Linked DNA regions of Mus musculus: regions 2 and 3 are each linked to region 1. A link is a loop called in an ENCODE intact Hi-C map of the cell type or tissue named here. Cell type or tissue: left cerebral cortex. All regions are shown on one strand.

What was found. Hi-C counts contacts between places; a loop is a spot of excess contacts. Peaks named below come from ENCODE experiments on the same cell type or tissue, not always from the same donor. Only the 100,000 strongest peaks of a DNase experiment are listed, where the experiment ranks them.
Region 2: it touches region 1 in a loop (4-fold over the local background); 3 of 42 quality-filtered maps call a loop at or near these places.
Region 3: it touches region 1 in a loop (6-fold over the local background); 3 of 42 quality-filtered maps call a loop at or near these places.

The regions. Positions count from the first base shown.
Region 1 is chr2:101,981,857-101,984,356 of GRCm38, reverse strand. All of the region lies in intron 4 of Ldlrad3 (low density lipoprotein receptor class A domain containing 3), which reads left to right. Among named protein-coding and RNA genes, the nearest start is that of Gm39888, 8.8 kb to the left of the region's middle. In left cerebral cortex, a CTCF peak has its summit at 1,185; DNase peaks (open chromatin) are centred at 282, 839 and 1,152; H3K27ac peaks cover 757 bases.
Region 2 is chr2:102,032,166-102,034,665 of GRCm38, reverse strand. All of the region lies in intron 4 of Ldlrad3 (low density lipoprotein receptor class A domain containing 3), which reads left to right. Among named protein-coding and RNA genes, the nearest start is that of Gm39888, 41 kb to the right of the region's middle. In left cerebral cortex, a CTCF peak has its summit at 1,473 (motif pointing left); DNase peaks (open chromatin) are centred at 137, 1,533 and 1,691; H3K27ac peaks cover 893 bases.
Region 3 is chr2:102,452,300-102,454,799 of GRCm38, reverse strand. No RefSeq gene overlaps it. Among named protein-coding and RNA genes, the nearest start is that of Fjx1, 1.8 kb to the right of the region's middle. In left cerebral cortex, a CTCF peak has its summit at 1,220 (motif pointing right); a DNase peak (open chromatin) is centred at 1,233; H3K4me3 peaks cover 164 bases.

The sequences.
Region 1 (2,500 bases):
CTAAACATACCCAGTATACTTTGACTTTGTGCCTAGAACATTCCAAATCTCCATGATCATTGAAATTGTAAACAGTCAGTCCTGCGGTGTCTAATGTAGGTACAACTTTTCCTGGGAATTTCACTTGATTGACACGTAACGGCTTAAAGTACACAGCAGAGGAGGCTGACAAAGCTGGAGGCGAGGTTGCCTCTGGATTCATGAGAGATACATAGGATACTAAAAAAAAATGTTCTCCCAGAAGTAAAGTCTTGAAGCTATACTACTAGACTATGAGTCACTCATAATGCCTCCTTGCCAGAGATAACAAAAGCAATGGGTATCAAGAGTATATGTAACCAGGAACTTAAGGAGCATGCGCATGCCGAGGGCAGGGATGGTGATGAGTGTCAGCTAAATCCTCATCTTCCACAGTGGGGAGACAGTGGGTAATTCCTAACAAGGGTGAATCAAAGAGAAGCAATATAAGCTAAGTACTTAGAGACAGCCTAAGATCCATCTCACTAAAATTGGGGGAAATGTTTGCTTCTAGAGAGAGTCAGAGAATGTTGTTAACTTTCATCAAGCTCCACACAGCTCTTAGTCTCTTTAAATTGTGCACACATGTGACTTGTTTAAAAAAAAAAAAAAAAAGAATCCCAAAAATGCGCTGGTGAGAGCCAGGGCCACAGGCTGAGGCCACGCGCACACTGAGCTGTGCGAGAAACGGCTCTTTCAAGTATTCTCAGCCATGCAACAGATGGTCTGGGCGCGCCGAACCTCTCTGCACCCAGCTCTCGGCTTTGGAGCCTCTGCAGCAGTGGAAGGACAGATGCAGGGGTGACATTTCAGAAGCCTGTGACCTGACTTTTTTTTTCTCTGCAGAGTAACTGCAGAATGAGCCATTTATTGAAAAATCTTATTCTGAACATTTTGGTCAACCACAAAGCTGAGGAGGCGGCAGAGGTGCCATCCCAATGGGTCCGGGTCACATGCAGGCATCACAAGGGCCCTTTGTGGGCTAAGCTATAATGTAACCCAGGTCTTCAAAGCAAAGCCACATGGTGCCTATCTGAGGAGCCAGATAGGATCGATTCTCTTTTCTCCTGCTCTCTCAGACGGCTGGGATTCAATCCAGGGGTGTGGGTGGCAACACAGTCCTCTCCAAGCTGCAAATGCAGACTGTGTTTCCTAAACCAGCTGCCTGGCACCCTGTGGTGGATTAGCAGCGCCCCCTTTCCTAGATGAGGTCTCAGGCTTGTGGCCAGCTACCAAGACTGCAGAGCTCCCACTACGATCTCTGTCTGGTGCCTCTGAGCATTGACTGTGCAACCAGACCAAACTGCATTCATAGGCCCAACTTGATACTTAGCAAGCCTCTGTTCTTTCTTCTTTAAAATGGGGTGAGGCTGCATCCCTGGGGTTGTGGTGAACATCCTGTGAGCTGATGTGCATGTGTTTCTGATCCCAGCATCTGCGCCCAGTGGCAACTGGGTTGGGCAGAAAATTGTTACTTCCTTGCTTTAAAACCTCCATACCCTGTGTCTCCTTTGGGGTCCACTTCCTTCTTGCCTGGCCACTCTCTTTCTGCTAGAACTCATGTCACATTCAGCCATCAGAGAGTTTTACTCCCAAATATTGCTTTTATCCCTGCCCATCCCTGCTGGGGAACGCTCTGGGGTTATAAGACTAAATTCTACAGCCTGTTATTTAAGACCCGGTACCACTACCTCTTGCCTTTTCTCTATCTACTGTGTCCAAGCAGGAACCTTCTTTTCTCTTCCACGTAAGTCGCTGCTGCCTCTGCCTGCTGCTTACTGTCATAGTCCCCTCCCCCAAAGTCCTCTTTAAAGTATCACTTAAGAACTGGCGTGGAATAAGACCCACTTTCTTCAAAAGCTTCCATGACACTTCCACCTTATTCAGGCCTTTCTACCTCCATGGCTTTTCTCGCTAAAGTCAGCTCAGGCCTCTTGCAGTTTCCCTGGCCAGCAAAGCCCCTGTGCGCTGTGGCAAAGGTCTTCAGGATCTGCAACACTGGTGGACTTGGATTCAAGCCCGACCTCTGCAACTTCCCATACTGAGAGATCCCATGAATTACAGTATTTTTTTTTTGCTCAGTGTTGTAATTGGCCTATAGGGAAGGGAAGTTGTAAACTATAAATGTTGTCATCAAGAGATAACACCAGAAGTTGGTATAAATAACTCACAGATGAGGCTGGAGAGATGGCTCAGCGGTTAAGAGCATCGGCTGCTCATCCTAGAGGACCTGAGTTCAGTTCCTAGTGCCTACCTGGCAGCTCACAACTCCGTATATTGCAGTTCCAGGGCATCTGCTGCTCTTTTTTTTTTTTTTTTTTTTTTTGGCATTCACATGTGGTGCATAGCTGTATATGCAAACACAACACCATACTGTAAAGTGATAAAAAATAGAGGCCTGGCTTGCCTTAAAAAAAATCACTCCACACACCACCATCACATCTGGCTTTTAGGTGATTAAATGTGTCTCTCCCGCTTTGCT
Region 2 (2,500 bases), 50 kb before region 1:
TTAGGTCGCCCACTTGCGCCTTGTCTGACTCATAGCCGTCCATATAACTTGCCTTCTCTTTACACATTGGGGTGCTTAGGTTCAGAAGGGTCACACCCTGCCCAAGATCACACAGCTTGTCACACATTCACGCTCATTCCAAAGCCCATGCTTGGACGCACTTGCCTGTCACGCTTACATTTTACATCTGCCTGCAGGTGTCTAAAGCACACACTTGCCTTGCTTTTGCTACCTCGAAGGTCTGGGTGGGGTGTTTTAGTGCCCTTCAAAAATATATCAGAATGTGTCCAGCTGTTTCCCCATGTGTTGGAGGAAGGAGAAGTATCCGAGGTAGCAGAGAGCTGGAGTTCCTTGCTGTTACATATTGATAGCAGAAGGCTTTTTATTTAAAGGAAATTGAGACCAATTATATGGCTTGCAATTAAACTCAGAAAGGGAATTGAAAGATGGAGAATTAATTTCCTGTTTGTTTGTGATACAGTATCTAGGCAAACAGTTAATCAGCACTTGTATCAACACCCACCCCATAGGGCTCAGCCCTGTAAGTGCAGCCTCCTCTGCCTCCCCCGAGAACACTGGTCCATCTTACACAGTTAGCACTGCCTTGCTCGGCCTTGCTCTGTGCCAGGTGCTTGACAAATGCAGATTCCTAAGTCACCGTGCACAGATGCTCGGCTAGGGCCTGGGGGGTTGTGATGTCACAGAAATCATTACATCCTAAGAGCAGCAGCAGCAACACATAGCAGACACGTGTGGTCAGACTTACACAAAGAGCAGCTTCAGGTGTGATGGGCAGTAGTAGGCAGAGGCCAAGGTTGGCCCTGAGAGACCATGCTGGGCCTCCACTTTTATAACCAAATGAAGGACACGGAGGGCAAATGCCAAGTCCTGTGGAGCAAAACAGGCAGATTTGAGATTTCGCACAGGAGAGGTGATAAGACCTAGCAGTCTGCTTTGGAGGGAGAGAGAGGGAAGGATGGGGGAGGGAGCCCTGTCTTCAGATGCCCTGGTCACCATGGGGGAGAGGTTAAGTTCAAAGGTGCACTGTACAATTCTGGAGGCCTTCTATTCGCCTGTCCCTCTTGACTATGTCAAAGCCAGGGAGTCTGACTTGCAGGGGTGGTGGCTAAGGCTACTATGAACAGGAGCTGGTGTCTCGCTGCTTCTAAGAAGGCCAGAGGTATGAGGTCTGGAATTTCCTGTCAATACAGCCTTCATCTTCACATCCAGCATCCTGTGTCTCAGGCCAGAATGAAAATAACAAGGAGCCAGGAAGGGTCCCCAACCGTGCTGCAGACATGAGCCAACCCAGCCAGGAAGGGTCTCCAGCCATCCTGCGGACATGAGCCTACATCCAGCCAGGCTTGCCACAGGTCCACGGGGCTTTCTGGGCTTAGAGCCTGTAGATAATTCCCTTTTCTCAGTTCCCATCCCAAGTTCTATAAGCTCTGCCACCCCCTGCAGGTGGGTGTAAGCTGAGGTTGGGCACTTTGCCAGGACAGCAGCTGAGGCACAGAGTTCTGCCATATTTCCGTCACAGTGAGGCAGTTGGAGGCTGTGAAAGGAGGTACTTTGTGGTGGCAGGGACTTTTGTACCACCCTTGCCCCACCCCACAGTCTTCTCGCCTCCTTTGGGTCTTTGCTTGGTGAACTGTTTTAGGACCACTTTCTGCCAAAAGATGTTTCCTTTCCCAGCCTCCACCCACATTGGTTGATAGGATAACCATGGCTCGGCTTCCTGCAAGCCCACGTACTATGTTCATTTAGCTCACTGCAGAGCATGGAGACAGGCGGCAAATGGCAATCACAAGCATGTGAGTCGTGTAAGGAAAAGTGTAGGGCACAATAGGATAAGAGTGGAGTCCTCTAAGCAGAGGTTTGCAGTTTCAATCTGGAGGTGGGCAGGAGTCTGTGAAGAGGGAAGCGGCTGCTAGGTAGAGGGAACAGCAAGGTGAGGGAACCCCCATTGGAAGAGAGGAAGTGTGGGGATGCCTGCCTGTAGTGCCCACCTGGGTCAGGTGGGGGCTGGTCCTAGATACAGCGTACGATCCTGACCTACATCTCTAGGGTACTGGGAGGTCAGGAGTGGCCCAGAAGACATTTGGAAGGAAGAAGCAGATGCGCCTGAGCCAGGTGAGACCAGAAGGCATTACAGGGCTCTGGTGAGCTGTTTTGGTCTCACCACAAGCCTGCAAGGCCTTTCTGTAAGCCTGAGTTGGAGCTGAGGTTTCTCTCCAGCCCCCTCTACCACTCTGTTACTGCTCATTGCCCTCTACCGAAAGTCTGAGTGCTTAGACCATGCTAGGCACCTGTGATCGTTTGCATATGCTTGGCCCAGGGAGTGGCCCTATTAGAAAGTGTGGTCCTGTTGGAATAGGTATGGCCTTGTTGAAGTAGGTGTGTCACTGTGGGCGTGGGCTTAAGACCCTCACCCTAGCTGCCTGAAAGTCAGTGTTCTGCTAGCAGTCTCCAGATGAAGATATAGAACTCTCAGTTCCTC
Region 3 (2,500 bases), 470 kb before region 1:
GAAATGCATGGGAGATAAAAACTAGCCCAAGGAACAAGTCAGAAAATGGAAAGCCTTTCAACCTCGAGCCTCACTCTTGGCTCCCAGCGCTCGTGCCACCTTTCCTAAGTTGCCCAGAAAGTGTGGTTCTGTGAGCCTGACCATTGTTCACACAGGACTTCAGGCAACTGTGAATATATTGGAGGTCTAAGCTTAAGGAGTACTAAGAGATTCTTAAAAGAGAAAATAGGTTCTTATTTGGGGATCCCTACGCAACTGCTGAAGGTCTAAAGAGATGATGTTTCCCCATCTCAGAGCCCCAGAGAATGCAGGGGTGCTTGCTGTCTTCAGGCTTCAAATCTAAGGAGCTACAAGGGCAGTCAGCTAGCAGGAAAGCAGAGGCAGGTTCTATAAACACTGTCTAAAATAATCAAACATTGCTATAACTCAAACGGCATACCACTCTGCAGGGTGTGTTTGTGTGTGTGTGTGTGTGTGTGTGTGTGTGTGTGTGTGTGTGTGTGTGCTTGCTTTCTCTAGCTTATCCCTCTGTTTTCTGCAGTTCTGCATTTTGACTGTTAAAGCGCTTCATACATCTCATCCTGGTCATGAGTACACTCGGGCCTAGGGCTAAGTCTGGTTCTGGGGCTCAAACATGAAGTCCACTCATCATCTGAGACATGAGATCTTAGCCTGGCTCTTCACGCCTCCTTTCATCAGTACCCTTAGTGTGACTGTGAGAGTCTGGAACTTGGAGTGGCTGGTATTAAAGTGGACTTTCCCAGACTAATAATCTTGCTCCCCTCACATTCAGTCCCTCACCAATATTATTTTTTCCTTTTAAGAACTTGAGAGAAAAGTTTCTTTGTATCCTGTAGCAGTGAGATATTTAAACAAACAAACAAACGTGATGATGCTACTTGAAAAGCTTCATCTCGTTCTAGGTGAATCATTGCATCATTGCTGAATATGCGCTCAGTGCCAGGCTTTGTGCCCTGGCCACTGTTACACAGTGGGCAAGAGAACTCCCCATGCAGGGTACCATAGTGGGTCACTAGGCACTACACAGTCACAGATTCTGCCAAGAGCCAAAACCACAGAGTCACCAAGCACTGTGAATTGCCCCGCTGCCCTCGGGACATAACTTGGCCCACGGTGGCATTTAGTGTTCTGAGTTTAACTTAATCACCACTATAAAATGTAGTTCTCTAATTAGAGGATATTCTGATTATGCCCACAAGGTGGAGATCTTGCTTACAGTTTGCCCACACTAAACTCAATGCAGGGGGAAAAAAACACCTAAAAGTTACATCAAAAGACAAAAATTAAATTCAATGAATCCAGTTCTTATTTCATGTAATATACTATATTAGCTGGTATATGAAATAAAAATTTGATAAGAGACAGTCCCTGCTCTCTAGGGAAAGACAGGGGGAAGCTTGCATGAGGCAAGAAAAAAAAACTTTTTAATGAATTAATATATTGTACTGGATCCATATGGAAGGCACTGTAATCCTTTTATCAGATAAGCACTACAAGAAGCCCCGTGGTTGGGAACACATTTAAGAAAGACCCCACACTTTCAGGTGGCACACAAGGTACCAGTGGGAAAGAAACCCAGGAAGGTGTATGCCTTGGGTCAGCCATGTTTTGGAAGGTTAATGTATCTACTCTGTCACAAACATTTTACATTGTCTACCCTATAACTCCAGAATAAATATACACAGCACAGGCAGATGTAGCCCAGCTGAAACCTCGCATGTGTTCCCAGGAGAGGAATATAGGGAAAGGAAACACACACACACACACACACACATACACACACACAATGTGAAAGAAACCGATTTTAAACTCTGGCTGTAGGACTCGGGGAGGAGTCAGAAGAGAACCTGCTTAGCATACGTACTGTCCTGGGACAGTTCCCTGGCAGTGCCAGCTCTGGCTCTCAGGACCCCTCACGGCTCTGATCTTATGACTAAGAATCTCCAGTTTGAAATATGGGATACAAGAAGGGAAAGGAAAGATTCAGTTTGTTTCCAAGAGATTTGCTGGTAAATTAAATCCAAGAAAGTCTGGAGGAAGATGCATCAGTTTTTATAATGTGTTGGTTTGTTTTTTTCTTCACTGCCCCACTTCCCACTAGTCCTTTTTCCTTTACACTAAACTAGTAAAACAATTGTTTATTTTCCTTTGTTTGGGAGAAATTTATAATTGGGAATAAAGTGACTGACTAAATGACAACTTAAAAACAAGGTGAGAATGTTGACAATAAGTGTTTATATCTATCTAGATATCCCTATCTCTACATATTGAACTTTCTTTAAAATGGGAAAGCCAAGTGGCATGCGACCAGGGGACCTGACTTGGCTGTCCAACTTGCACAGCAAGGTTTAATTCCAAGCATCCCTGAGAAAAGTCACAGAAGTTAACCTCATTGCTCTCAAGCCTGCAATGATCCATACCGGGGAGCTTGCATCTGGAGAGAGGTTATGGGTTCAAAGTCATTGGCTACAGATGGTTC